Linked DNA regions of Homo sapiens: region 2 is linked to region 1. A link is a loop called in an ENCODE intact Hi-C map of the cell type or tissue named here. Cell type or tissue: MCF 10A. All regions are shown on one strand.

What was found. Peaks named below come from ENCODE experiments on the same cell type or tissue, not always from the same donor. Only the 100,000 strongest peaks of a DNase experiment are listed, where the experiment ranks them.
Region 2: it touches region 1 in a loop (13-fold over the local background); 2 of 110 quality-filtered maps call a loop at or near these places.

What each region holds. Positions count from the first base shown.
Region 1 is chr1:235,781,975-235,784,474 of GRCh38, forward strand. LYST (lysosomal trafficking regulator) reads right to left here. Exons shown (of 53, transcript NM_000081.4): 15 at 1-113. Among named protein-coding and RNA genes, the nearest start is that of MIR1537, 70 kb to the right of the region's middle. In MCF 10A, a CTCF peak has its summit at 1,383 (motif pointing left); a DNase peak (open chromatin) is centred at 1,387.
Region 2 is chr1:235,441,429-235,443,928 of GRCh38, forward strand. TBCE (tubulin folding cofactor E) reads left to right here. Exons shown (of 17, transcript NM_003193.5): 14 at 386-454; 15 at 1,424-1,483. It also overlaps a transcript of B3GALNT2 not described here. Among named protein-coding and RNA genes, the nearest start is that of B3GALNT2, 62 kb to the right of the region's middle. RefSeq lists an enhancer at 803-2,002. In MCF 10A, no CTCF peak of the experiment used is centred here; a DNase peak (open chromatin) is centred at 1,533.

The DNA.
Region 1 (2,500 bases):
AAAACTCTTCTTGGGATGATAAACAATGGCCAATCATGCAAAATGTTTTATTGCTATCAGATGACAAACTTGTTTTTCTTGGAAGCATAAAATCCAAAGTAACATCAGGCTTCCTACATTAAAAACAAAACAAAGTTAAAGCAATGACTTTAGGAAGTCTAGTACTAAGTATTTTTAAAGTATGAATATTTAACAATGGGGAATTCTTTTTTTTTTTTTTTGGAGACAGAGTCTCGCTCTGTTGCCCAGGTTGGCACGATCTCAGCTCACTGCAAGCTCCGCCTCCTGGGTTCACACCATTCTCCTGCCTCAGCCTCCCAAGTAGCTGGGATTACAGGTGCCCGCCACCAGGCCTGGTTAATTTTTTGTATTTTTTTTTTAGTAAAGACGGGGTTTCACTGTGTTAGCCAGGATGGTCTCTATCTCCTGACCTCATGATCCACCCGCCTTGGCCTCCCAAAGTGCTGGGATTACAGGTGTGAGCCACCACACCCGGCCTACAATGGGGAATTCTTGAACAATTTTCTTGGGTCATTATCAGCTGGCACTGGGGCAAGAGAGGAGGGCTAATTGTTTGTCTCTTGGTCAAAGGTGCTGCAGAAAGAGGGGAGCCAAAGAGAGATACCTGATGATCCCACGGCAGGCCATGGGAAATGTGACTAAACATTTGCTGCAAGTTTTCTTTGCCATTTGACTTCTGTATATGCACCTTCCTGGTTTACAGATATAAACCAACCACCTCCCCTTAATTTTGCCAAGAAGTCTCCCATCTTGACAAACAATTCCAAAAACTGGAATCCATGACATTCCAAAAATGTTATGTCATCTATGAGGCCTTTGAAAACTAATCAGTAAAAACATAACTTCTTCAAAATTTCTGTCTAGCCATTGAAATGCCAATACTTTCTGCATTTTCTGTTTTCTTAATGCTAAGTGATTATGCAGCTTTTGATTAGTCTCTTTTGCTTCATGGATAACGGTGAAGGAATGCTTACAAAAGACAGTACTGGAAAAGGCAAAATAAGGCTTTCTCACAGAAAGACACACAAAGCAGGGAGGACTTCATCAACTAGTGAAACCACAGAGCTCTACCCCTAATTTAGGAATGTTTTAAACTCCATTTTAAGATAATGAGAGTAATCTATGAAGGCAAAGTCTAAATAAAATTTGTAAGATGAAGACAGGATAAGCTAACACGGGTAGCTCTTAATGAGAAATTCAACTTTGTGTATATTTATTTTAAAAGTTTTGCCTAAGGCTCTCTGTTTCACATATAACATATAAACTTAACTATTTTAATGTTTTTTTTTTTAATAAAGGAAAGATGTGGGATACATTCAATGACATACTTCTCCTTGACCAAATAAATGGCTGTGACTGAAACTCTATTGCCATCTAGTGGCATTATGACTTAAAATAGTTTTAAATTTTTTATTTTAAAAAATAGTTTTTCAATGAGAACATACGGACACAGGGAGGGGAACATCACACACCGGGGCCTGTCGGCGGGTGTTGGGGCAAGGGGAGGAAGAGTATCAGGACAAATACCTAATGCACGTGGGGCTTAAAACCTAGATGACGGGTTGATGGGTGCAGCAAACCACCATGGCACATGTATACCTATGTAACAAACCTGCACGTTCTGCACATGTATCCCAGAACTAAAGTAAAATAAAAATATAACAATGAAATAAAAATAAAATAGTGTTTTTAAGGGTGAAAGAAAACCTATTGCAGGATGAATGCAAAATGAATTAAACAAATATTAAGTATCTACTATGTGCCATATATTTCTGCCATATTTGTAAGCTGTTAATAACAACTAATAGAAAGTATTAACTCATTTTCAGTACTGTTACCTTATTTTAAAAGGCCTCTTCAAATGTATTCTTTTAGAAATTCTTTTTTTTTTTCTTTTAAATTGAGACAGGGTCTCGCTCTGTCACCCAGGCTGAAGTGCAGGGGTGCAATCATGGCTCACTGTAGCCTTGACTTACTGGGCTCAGGTGATCCTCCTGCCTCAGTGTCCCGAATAGCTGGGACTACAGCTACGCATTACCATGCCCAGCTAATTTTTTTATTTTTAGTGGAGACAGGGATTTTCCATGTTGCCCAGGTTGGTCTTGAATTCCCGTGCTCAAGCAATCCTTCTGCCTCGGCCTATCAAAGTGCTGGGATTACAGGCATGAAGCACCATGCCTGGCCTAGAAATTATTCTATAGCTTATAAAGTGACAAAGATACTAGAGAACCAAGTTTAAGTCAACAGAATAAAATATTTGTCCTTGGTCACTTGCTCTGTTAACCAATGAAATTAACTTGTGCCAAATGGCAAACAATTCTCTCAAAGGAGTATAGCTGTAAGTTGGTGGGTAAAAAAACAGAGTGATATGTGAATCAAGTGACCATGCTTACTAATTTCAGACTGTCCACAATAAAAATCTAATCTCTCATTCTGAACATTTCTAATAGTTTATGGTTCCTCTACCTGTCAGCTGACA
Region 2 (2,500 bases), 340 kb before region 1:
GGTGACACTCGGGGAAAACATTTGAAGTATTTGAAGGCAGTCTTCTCTTGCTAGTTTTGAGTCAGGACACCTAAGGAACAATGATGTAATACACATGTAAACATGTTGCTTTTCATTTGTTGTCTTTTGTTGAGTTTCACTGGTCATTAACAATGAGCTAGATAAGCTACAGAGTCTGCAGCTCTGGGTAGATAGAAGATTCTGCCCTTGGAAGTGGTCGTTGTCCATCACTCCTAAAAATCACACTGAATAAAGGCAGCTCCATGTGTCCTGGGAAAGGCACAGGCTCTCTGGACGCTTACCTATCCTTTGTTTGTTTGTTTGTTTTGTTTTTACTTATAGTGGCCTTTGGTTTATCATTCATCTCTTTTGCTTTCTTAAACAGAATATGGTGCACCTGAAGATTGGGAACTCAAAACACAGCAACCACTTATGCTGAAAAACCAGCTACTAAGTAAGAATCTCAGATTCAAATAGTTTATTTGTATTTGAGTGCTTAGGTGCTGAAACAGTTAGTGTGTTTCTCTTAAGTGTGTACCTCTTAAGTACCTAAGTAAATGCCTTGAGTTTTAAATGAAAATTTTTTTTTTTTTTTTTGAGACAGAGTCTCCCTCTGTCTCCCAGGCTGGAGTGCAGTGGTGTGATCTCAGCTCATTGCAACCTCCGCCTCCCAGGTTCTAAGCGATTCTCCTGCCTCAGCCTCTGGAGTAGCTGGGACTACAGGCATACACAACCATGCCCGGCTAATTTTTTTTAATCGAGACGGAGTTTTGCTCTTGTTGCCCAGACTGGAGTGCAGTGGCACGATCTTGGCTCACCGCAACCTCCGCCTCCCGGGTTCAAGCGATTTTCGTGCCTTAGCCTCCCGAGTAGCTGGGATTACAGGCATGCGCCACCACACCCAGTTAATTTTGTATTTTTAGTAGAGATGGGGTTTCACCATGTTGGCCAGGCTGGTCTCAAACTCCTGACCTCAGGAGATCCACCCGCCTCGGCCTCCCAAAGTGCTAGGATTAGCGGCATGAGCTACCGCGCCCTGTCAAAGAAATGAATTCTTTAAAACATGTTTAAATTCTTATACATTTTTGTAACTCCTATGTTTTAAACTCATTTAATAGTGTTATAAATGTGGGAGGTATTGGAGTTGTGAACCAAATTGTGATTTGTGAATTTATGACTTGAAAACCTAGCCAAGCTGTAAGGAAAGAAGTACTAAGTGGGGAAAAGGGAAAGTATTGTCCAGCTATTTCTGTTGTTGTTAGCAATCCATGGAAGGATTAATAGAAAGAATTTTAAACATTGATTAGACCTGCCAATTTGCACTGAATACCTCTATCATTTGGCCATCTGTTGATGTGTGTGGATAATTTAAATCCATATAATAGTAGATATCAATTAGTCTTTTTCTTTGTTTCTCTTAAAGCACTGAAGATAAAATACCCTCATCAACTTGATCAGAAAGTCCTGGAGAAACAACTGCCGGGTAAGAAGAACCAGCCTGTCTTTTCCTTAAACTCTGAATCATCGGCCTAGGTATGAGTCAGCTAAAATTAAAACCTTTAACTCATGTCTCAAAGTGTGGACCTCAGAACTTACAGGTTTTCATTAGTCTTTTATATTCTAAAATACAATCAATCATGCTAATATCACTCCCCCATGCCCCCAAAAGTTCAGGTCTCCCCTAACTTTATCAGCTGAAAGCAGTTCTGTTAAAATTGGAAGCCCCTGCATATAATTACACACACACACACACACACATATATATATACACACACACACACAATTTTTTTTGAGACAGGGCCTCACTCTGTCACCCAGGTTGGAATGCAGTGGCACCAACTCAGCTCACGGCAGCCTCTGCTTCCTGGGCCCAAGCAATTCTCCAGCCTCAGCCTCCACGTAGCTGGGACTACACGTGCGAGCCACCAACGCCCAGCTAATTTTTGTATTTTTTGTAGAGATGGGTTTTCGCCATGTTGCCCAGGCTGGTCTCGAATTCCTGAGCTCAAAGCCATCCTCCTGCCTCAGCCTCCCAGTGTTGGAATTAATTACAGGCATGAGCCACTGCAGTTGGCCTAAGTTGTATTTTTAACCAAAAAACCTGAGACCTTGAATGGCATAGCCTTTTGGAAGCATTCCCCAAGCCTGCTGCTGTTTCCAGGGAGACTGTGACACTGGGTTTGGGGTCTGCTTCTCATCCCTTCATAAGAGAGGAGCTGTGTCCTGGTGAACCAAATTCTTACGGGAGGTTTGTGACTTTGCTTACATTCTACTTCTCCTGACTGATTAGGAGTCCCTGCAAAAACAATTCGCAGATGCTCTTTTAATGGACACCCTGAAATGGTTTTCTTTGAGAAAGCTACCTTAGAACTTAAAAAAATTGTGGTACTGGAACTGAATTACTTTTATTTGGAAAATAAATATGCTTGTGTCAATAAAGTAGATCAACATAACTTACCTTAAACTTTCACTCAAAAGAAAAATGAAATTATAGTCTATT